Linked DNA regions of Homo sapiens: region 2 is linked to region 1. A link is an interaction called in ENCODE POLR2A ChIA-PET data of the cell type or tissue named here. Cell type or tissue: MCF 10A. All regions are shown on one strand. Links, peaks and the distances in the headings refer to the core of each region. The heading gives the core; the rest is flanking DNA.

What was found. Peaks named below come from ENCODE experiments on the same cell type or tissue, not always from the same donor. Only the 100,000 strongest peaks of a DNase experiment are listed, where the experiment ranks them.
Region 2: POLR2A ChIA-PET joins it to region 1 with 5 read pairs; 2 of 35 experiments call an interaction of 5 or more read pairs at or near these places.

The regions. Positions count from the first base shown.
Region 1 is chr15:98,863,178-98,867,571 of GRCh38, reverse strand. The region is part of intron 2 of IGF1R (insulin like growth factor 1 receptor); the gene reads right to left. Among named protein-coding and RNA genes, the nearest start is that of MIR4714, 81 kb to the right of the region's middle. In MCF 10A, for the core only: no CTCF peak of the experiment used is centred there; DNase peaks (open chromatin) are centred at 911, 1,441 and 2,051.
Region 2 is chr15:98,753,093-98,757,486 of GRCh38, reverse strand. The region is part of intron 2 of IGF1R (insulin like growth factor 1 receptor); the gene reads right to left. Among named protein-coding and RNA genes, the nearest start is that of MIR4714, 29 kb to the left of the region's middle. In MCF 10A, for the core only: no CTCF peak of the experiment used is centred there; no DNase peak of the experiment used is centred there.

The DNA of each region.
Region 1 (4,394 bases), core at 66-4,065:
TAAAAGATACCTAACGGGAGGACAAGAACACTTCCAGCCAAGAGGCCCACACGATGGCAAGGCATATGCAAGGCAGGAGTGTGCAAGCAGTGACTTTAGACCTAGGCAAAGGAGCCGTGGGGACTCAAGACTGGCAAGTGGTAGGGGTGGGGCTTCTCGAATTTATGTATTTCAACAGAAAATTATAAATCACTACTCATATTAATATATAACTTAAAATTCTTAAAAATTAGCTCAGTGCTTTTTGCCTTTAAGAAATATTTTAATTAAACAAACCCAATTTGTTTTAAAACTTCACAGAACGAGGTTCAGAAAGTGGCTTTTGTTGCTGCGCAAAGTTGATGCCTACGGATCATCTATTCCTAAAGTTGTTTAGAATGGGTTATTTCTCTCTCTCTCTCTCTCTCTCTCTCTCTCCCCCTTTCTCTCCTGGCACAAGGAAGTTTTACACCATCTACAATCCCTCCGTTAGATTAAAAAAAAATAAACCTCCATTGTGAGAGGCGCCATTGGTGTCTGCCTCCTTGTCTTCCAGTCACAAATGGAGAGGCGGGCTGAAGAACAGCTTCACTGCTCAGGATGTCATGAATTTAAAAAAGTGTAGCAATGGTGCTTGGCCAGACAGAGTGGAAAACAAAGCCTCAGTCATTTGTTTAAACAAATTCACAAAAACAAAAACACTTCCTCCACGTACCCGTACCCAGTGAATTCTAAAAAGGATCACACATTTAGTATGACTTTTAAAACTTTCACTTTCACACATTAAAAACAACATGATGGGAGCAAACAAGCGGACATCACCCCTCACTCGTGCTTATCTATTTCTGGTTTCATTAAGCTGCCGAAACGACCGCCAGCGCTTCCTCTCATCCCAACAGGAAAATTTCATGGCTCCTGAAGGTCTGAGTCAGACTGGAAAGCTCATGAATATTCTGAGTTTCTGGAGCTGATGCAAGGACGTCACTATAATTGATGACCAGGCAGAGCTATCTACTACACGTTTGAACCACTCCTCTGAAATAATTTATCAGAAGTTAGATTTTCGTTTCTAAAGCTATTAATAACAAGAGTCTGTTTCTGATTTTTAAGATGAAGTTCAATCTTTCAAGCCATTCTGCTTTTCAATAAATTCCCTCTATTTGCAGAGGCCCGCATTAATATACTCCTTGCTTTACTGCATTTTAATAAAGGTGATGAGAAAATAAACCGAAGAGAACCTGAAGCTTCCCACATGCAATGGGAAGAAAGCAGCGTGCTGCAGATTTAAATCAGGATCTGCATTTACTGGGTACACGGAAGTGAAGAGAGTACGTGCATCTGTGTGGTGGCGGCGGGGGACAGAGACAGAGGCGTCTTCCTGTGGACGGCAGGAGCGTCCTGGGCTGTTCCGCTGAGATTTGGGCTCTGAGTCATGGGGTGCTCGCGTGGAACAGTAAGACCGAGTTCAACTGAGAACGCCCGCACGTATCCTATGTTAATTTTTCTTTTGCAAACACATTTGCATCTTTTACTTTCATTTTAAACTGCGCCCCGTGCATATGTGCACTACCAACCCATCCGGGTGACGGGCAAGTTGTATCTACTCTGGGAGCCTCCTCCTGCCTGCGAGGCAAGTGGCGACCCCAGAGCGGGAGGTGGGAGCCCCCTTTTCTTACGGTTCTCGGACCGCAGATTTTCCATCAACACTCAATTAGGTTTAAAGATACACTAGGGTGTGTACTGAGATAGTTCAAAATGATTTCCTTCCAACATAAAATGGATCGTGAACCACGGGAATCCTGAGCCCTCCACTTCCCAGCGAGGCAGCATGACTGGTGCTGTGAGACGGATCCACCAGTGATCGAAACCGCGTTCTGCTAGGGAAATTGAGGTTTGGACCACGTGGTCAAGGACAAATGAAAAACCTTTTACGCATTTCCAAATATCAAAATTAAAGAATTAAAAGAGAAAAAAACCCCAAGGAGTTCATATCTTCCCAAACCACAAAGCCACGCCCGGGCCCCACTCCCTTTTCTATCCACTTTAGCACATGCCGAAGCCCAGCGTGGCCTGGGACCACGTGAGGGACGGTGGGCGTGGCCGGGGCGCAGTCACGTGGCCGCTATGCACGCCGAGCCCCACCTCCAGCCAGCCCCTCCTTGGCGGCTGCAGGAGCCCAGCCAGCGATCCAGGCGGCGTTTCCAAACCCAGATCCACGCCTGTACCTGCAATGACTTACAGGATATTTTAGGAATTAGTCCAACATATCCTTTGGGATATCCTTTGGGGTCTGTAAGTAATACTCAAATAGATTTTACCTATCTCGCTGTATTCTGCAGCCAACTTTAAAACATTCATCTGGAAACTGCAAACACAAAATAACCCTTAGTGCATGATATTGTGAATTCTGTGCCCGTCTCCCCTTCAAAAGCTATATAGTATATACTTAGTACACAAACTAACTCAGAATCATGTATCCTACTGTAAGGAGTCCTCTTTGGTCCAGCAAGCATGTGTGATCTGATACCTAGCCTACTGAGATGCCTACGATTCTTTTCTTCACATCTCCCAAATATAACAGCTACATTTCAGACTCCTAAAATTTAATTTGGAATGAGTTACAAATATCAGTGAGGAAAAACGAGGGCCACAGGAAGCTTAGTATAGCTTGCACGCTCTTGTGTGAGGGCCATAATAAAATTACAAACTGGGATGGATTGCATGATATTTAAAAAATTTAGCCATTCGGTTTCATCAAACAGAAGCATGAGATTTGATAAAATGTTACACTTGAGGAGTATAAATCTTTTTTATTTTAAAAATAATAGAAAAGACCACATAGAGTAAAATCAAAGAATACAACAGACAATTTTTTAAAACTTTCTTTTGGCTAAAGAGTTATTTTTAGGCTGAGCGCTGTGGCTCCCGCCTGTAATCACAGCCCTTTGGGAGGCCGACTGGAGAAGATAGCTTGAGGCCAGGAGTTCAAGAGGGACCTGGGCAACACAGACCCCATCTCTACGAAAAATTAAAAAATTAGCTGGGCATGGTGGCACACGCCTGTAGTGGCAGTTACTCAGGAGGCTGAGGTGGGAGCATTAACTTAAACCTGGGAGGTTGAGGCTCCTGCTCCAGTGAGCTATGAGAGCAACACTGCACTCCAGCCTGGGTGACAGGCCAAGATGTCTCAAACAACAAGTGATTTTAGTATTTCAGTGATGGAAAATTCTGAATAATGATTTCTTCATACCAATTAGATTTGGGACTGCTGAAATTTAATTAAATAGGGGGCCTCCTCCAACTTGTTTGCCATGTTGGTAATGTTTGCCTATTTATTTGAGACAGTGTCTTGCTCTGTTGTCCAGGCTGGAGAGCAGGGGCATGATCACACCTCACTGCAGCTTTGACCTCCTGAACTCAGGTGATCCTCCCACCTCAGCCTCCCAAGTAAGTGGGACCACAGGTGCATGCTACCATGACAGGCTAATTTTTTTTTTTGTAGTGATGTGGTTTCCCTATGTTGCCCAAGCTGGTCCCAAACTCCTGGCTCAAGCAATCCTCTTGCCTATGGCCTCCCAAAGTGCTGGGATAACAGGCATGAGGCACCACACCCAGCCACGTTTATTCTAAAAGAGGAAAGCAACACTTTGAACACTTCTTTTAATTACAGCTTTAAAAACTCAGAAATAAAATGTCACATGATAAATTAAATTCATGGTGTTGATGTAAACCTTCCCAACCCATCTCAAGCATCTGGGCTGTGCTTCAGAGTCAGTTCCCCAATAGCATTCTCTTGAGTATCAAAAACGAGAGATTTGCAGCCAGGACCAAAACTATGAGACTATTTTGGCAATTAACATCTCCTGTCATCTTCTTCACCTCCTTTGTAGGGAGAAAGGGCAAGAACATTTCAAATAACATTCATATGTGGGATTTCTTAAGCTTCTGCATATTTTTTCTTCTTCATGTGACTAGTAATTGTCCTCCCAAATAAAAGTGGACTTGCCACTGCTAGTTAAAAAGTTTATGTCCCTCACTGTTAAAAAATACATAAAATCCTGAGAGTAGAATCCAATTACTAAGTGTAGAAAACAGAAATAGAAAATCACCATTTGGCAAACATCACAGTAATGGATGTTAAAATTAGTGGGTGAAAGAATAATGAGGAACAGAATGCTTGTTTAGATAGTCTCAAGTATCTACCTCCAAAAGATTCTTCCTAATTACAAAGAGAAAAATAGTAATGATAATGGAGGAAGCCACAGAGACCACCTTAACTAAGGGATCAAAGCTAACAGCACCAGGAAAGGAAACATCACGCATCTCCTGACAGGATGCGCAAAGACACAAACAGCAGCACCTCTGTGATCTCCAAGTTAAAAATGTACCCCCCAAATTTAATCAGGAGGAAACAT
Region 2 (4,394 bases), core at 228-4,227, 110 kb after region 1:
AAAAGTTTAAAAATTATAAAAGGGGCCCGGTGTGGTGGCTCACACCTGTAATCCCAGCACTTTGGGAGGCCAAGGCAGGCAGATCATTTGAGGTCAGGAGTTTGAGACCAGCCTGGCCAATATAGTGAGACCTCATCTCTACTAAAAATATGAAAATTAGCCAGGTGCAGTGGCATGTGCCTATAATCCCAGCTACTCAGGAGGCTGAGGCAGGAGAACCACTTGAATCCAGGAGACAGAGGCTGCAGTGAGCCAAGATCACGCCACTGCACTACACAGCCTGGGCGACAGAGTGAAACTCTGTCTCAAAAAAAAAAATTATAAAAGGTGCATCATTAACTGTCAATTTGACAACTGAAAACATACATGAATTTGGAAGATCTGACTATAATGCAATCAGTAAGTTTGATTTACTAAATACAGAAAATAAAACCTTTGCATTTTACCAAGGGCATAATTTTTTAATGTCCACAAAGCAATTAAAACTTAATCATGTACTTGGATGCAAGTAAACGTTAATAAATCCTCTCAGATACCTCAGAGCTGCATTCATAAATCATATAAACAATATCAAAAGGTAAGCAAAAGAAAAATTCAAGGACAGACATACTTCTAAGTAATGTCAGAATCAAAGATCAAATAAATATTTTAATTACAAACCATCTAGAAAACAACAAAAAGGAGATCAACTGTCTAAAACCAAAAATACGTAACAAAAGCAATTTTCAAAGAAAATGTATAGCCTTAAATGCCATTATTTTAAGAAGACTAAAAAGCAAATGAGACAGGCATTCAACTTAATAAACTTAAAGGAATGGAAAAAGTGAATAAAAATTAAATACTGAGATGAAATTAAAAGCAGGATAAATATAAAATTAATATACCTAGTTTTTTGAAGACAATAAAATATATAAACTTCTAACAAACTTGATTAAGGGGGAAAAAAGCAAAAAAAGAGCAAAAATATGTGTTAGTAATGAGAAAGGGTTATGATTACCAGAGAAATGATAACAATATTACAAATAACTGTGCGATAAACTCAAATTGTAGATAAATTCTTTCCCAGCAAGTAGAAAATATCAAAATCCAGAGAAAAGGCTTAAAAGCTGAACAGAACAACTATAATATATTCTGAAAAACTAAAAAATTTGTTTTAAAATGTTCTGGGATGGGACTACAGGGGATGCCTATGAAGTTTTCCAGTTAATTTTACTCTAACTTAAAAAAAAAAAAAAAACAGGTTATTTCCTATATTATGTAAATGCTTCTAGATGCTGGGAAAGGGTGAAATTCTTCTTAAATTATTTAAAAAACATAATCCTAATATCAATACCTGATAGAATGCAAACAAGGAAAAAAACTAAAGACCCCTATCTGTAGGGCTTTGTAGGCTACAGTCACAATTTTTAAAAAAATATTAGCAAATCAAATAGCAACATATCCAAAGATTATCACACCATAACAAATTAGGGCTTATTCCAGGAATGCAAAGATGATTCAATATTGGGAAATCTAATCAACGTAATTTATTACACCACCAAATAAAAGCAAAAGCTCACAATTATATCATGCCAAAAAGGCATTTCATAAAATTCATCAGCCTCTTCCGATAAAAATTAAAACATGAATGAGTATACACAACTTAAATATGATAAACTATATTTACCAAAACTTAACATATTCCTTGTTAAAACACATTTTTTTATTTAAATCAGGAACAAGGCAGTAATGCCTTTTTTTTTTTTTTTTTTTTTTTTTTTTTTTTTTTGCAATGGAGTTTTGCTCTGTCATTCAGGCTGGAGTGCAGTGGCACGATGTAGGCTCACTGCAACCTCCGCCTCCTGGGTTCAAGCAATTCTCCTGCCTCAGCCTCCACTGCCACCACGCCCAGCTAATTTTTGTATTTTTAGTAGAGACAGGGTTTTGCCATGTTGGTCAGGCTGGTCTCAAACTCCTCACCTCAGGTGATCCACCCACTTCAGCCTCCCAAATTGCCGGGATTACAGGCATGAGCCACCATGCCCAGCCAGCAATACACTTTTCTATAGTACCAGCAAAGATGGATGTATACACATACACGAGTCAATTTACTGTAATCCTGTTTCATTAGTGAAACACAGAGAAAGAAAAAACAAGAAACCACATGACTGTCCATCAACAGATGATGGCTCGACTAAACTATGAATCATCCATTTTGTGAACTGCTGAAATTTTAACTCGTTTCAAACTCCGCAGCAACTGACCTAAATTGATATCCATACACCGAGAAAAAGTAAAAATGTTACGAAAGACTATATAGAGGCTATTCACTATACTAATAGCATGATCTCATTTTTATAAAAACCCAAAACTATACTGCATATATGCATATATCTTTCCTAAAGAAGATTAACGAGGACACACAATTTTCTATATATATCTTTTATTTTACACTAGCATCACTTTTTGTTTTTATTAAAGAGAATTTTAAAGAGACCAGATATACACATATATATCTGTTTCGATAACACAAAGCACCTTCTAGGCACACAATATTTAGAAAAGAAATTCTCTGCGTATTGTTTCTTGGGAAGGTAGGAAGGGTGAGCACTGCAGCAGCTATCCTCAGGTCAACCTAGGTGTGAATCCTGACCTCATTGAGTAGCAAGTTCTTTAGTCTCTAGGAGCCTCTGTTCCTTCATCTGTAAAATGGGGATAATTTCTCCCACCTCTCATTAGCCTGTTATGAGGATTTAATGTTTACACCTAACCTGCAAATCAGTCATTACTAGCGTTCTTTTATTCCAAGCTCATTCCTCTCAAAAACAAAGACAGAAAGAAGGAACCAAAACTTCCCTCCCTGTGGTTTCCAAGAGCTGCCTGGCAGTGCCTAACCATGGCTGTGCTGCTTCGGAACGCAGCAAAGGTTCAGTGGGGACTCCTGTTCAGTGTTCCTGGAGCTGCCAGCGTGAGTCAAAGGTGAGCTGAAAACGCTGGTGGTCCTCAGTTTTCATGTTGGGAGTTTATCACAACCACAACACCAACCTTCAGCTTCTCAACTGGTACTTAAAAAGCAGCAACTCACTCAAATACTCACAGGCAGATTCCTGGCAGGAGCAGGGGATTTCCTGGAGATCGCTTAAGACTCTTTTGGACAATGAGAAAAGGACAAAAAGGAAGCACTAGTAGAGCCCTCTACTTCCAAATCCTCAGGTTCCCCTCCAAGACAGAAAGGCAGAAAGAAAACATCAGGGAGAGCCACAGATACTGCAGCCTAGCTCCCTGGATTAATTAAGGCTCATTAAAAGCAGAAAAGAAAAACGAAAGGGAAAACTTGGAGACCTGGTTACCTCCCGATCCTGATACTGATCCCATTCTGTAAGCTATTATTAATAACAAAATATGAAGAAGAAAAAAATTATCAACAGGAAAGGGAGTTAAATTGTGCGTTAAATATACATTTAAATTTTCTGAAAAAGGAAAACAAGGCTTCCCTGAGAAATGAGCTGGCTGGAAGGAAGGCTGGAGCCCTGCAGTATCAAGAAGCAGATCTGTCCCAGAGGAGGGAGGGCACAGAAAATTCCTGCAACAAAGACTTTTCAAGAGTGAAAAGGAAAAAGCATCTCAGCTTAAACTGAAAGTATCCTTTCTCTGTTATAGAAGGAACTCACATACAAGAGAGACCTCCCAACTCACATCTTTGTATCTCACATTTTCCAAGATACTTGTTTCATGATCCAAATAATATCATAAAAAGTAATAAAACCATCTGTAAGAAACATTAATTCGCCATGGTTTGGCTAACAGAATTCTTCACCATCTCCTCCCAGATGATAACATTAAAAGCTAAATGAAATGAGTCAAAAGCTTCTTTTGTATAAAATCCAATTAACTTTATAAATATACTCTCAGGAGGAAAAAAAACCCACATCTCCTTGAAGAGCAGGAATTTATATCAAAATTTATATAATTATTGGCCAGGCATAGTGGCTCACATCTGTAATCCTAGCACTTTGAGAAGCCAAGGCAGGTGGATCGCTTGAGGCCAGGAGTTCGAGACAAGCCTGGGCAACATAGAATGACCCCGTCTCTACAAAAAATACAAAAAAAAAAAAAAAAAAAAAAAAGCCAGGTATGGTGGTGCATACTTGTGGTCCCAGCTATTTGGGGGGCTCAGGCGGGAGGATTGCTTGAGCAGAGGAGGTCAAGGCTGCAGTGAGCCGAGATCGTGCCACTGCACGCCAGCCTGAGACCCTCTTTATTTAAAAAAAAAAAAAGGCTGGACGTAATGGCTCACACCTGTAATCCCAGCACTTTGGGAGGCCGAGGCAGGTGATCACGAGGTCAGGAGATCAAGACCATCCTGGCTAACATGGTGAAACCCTGTCTCTACTAAATACACAAACAAATTAGGT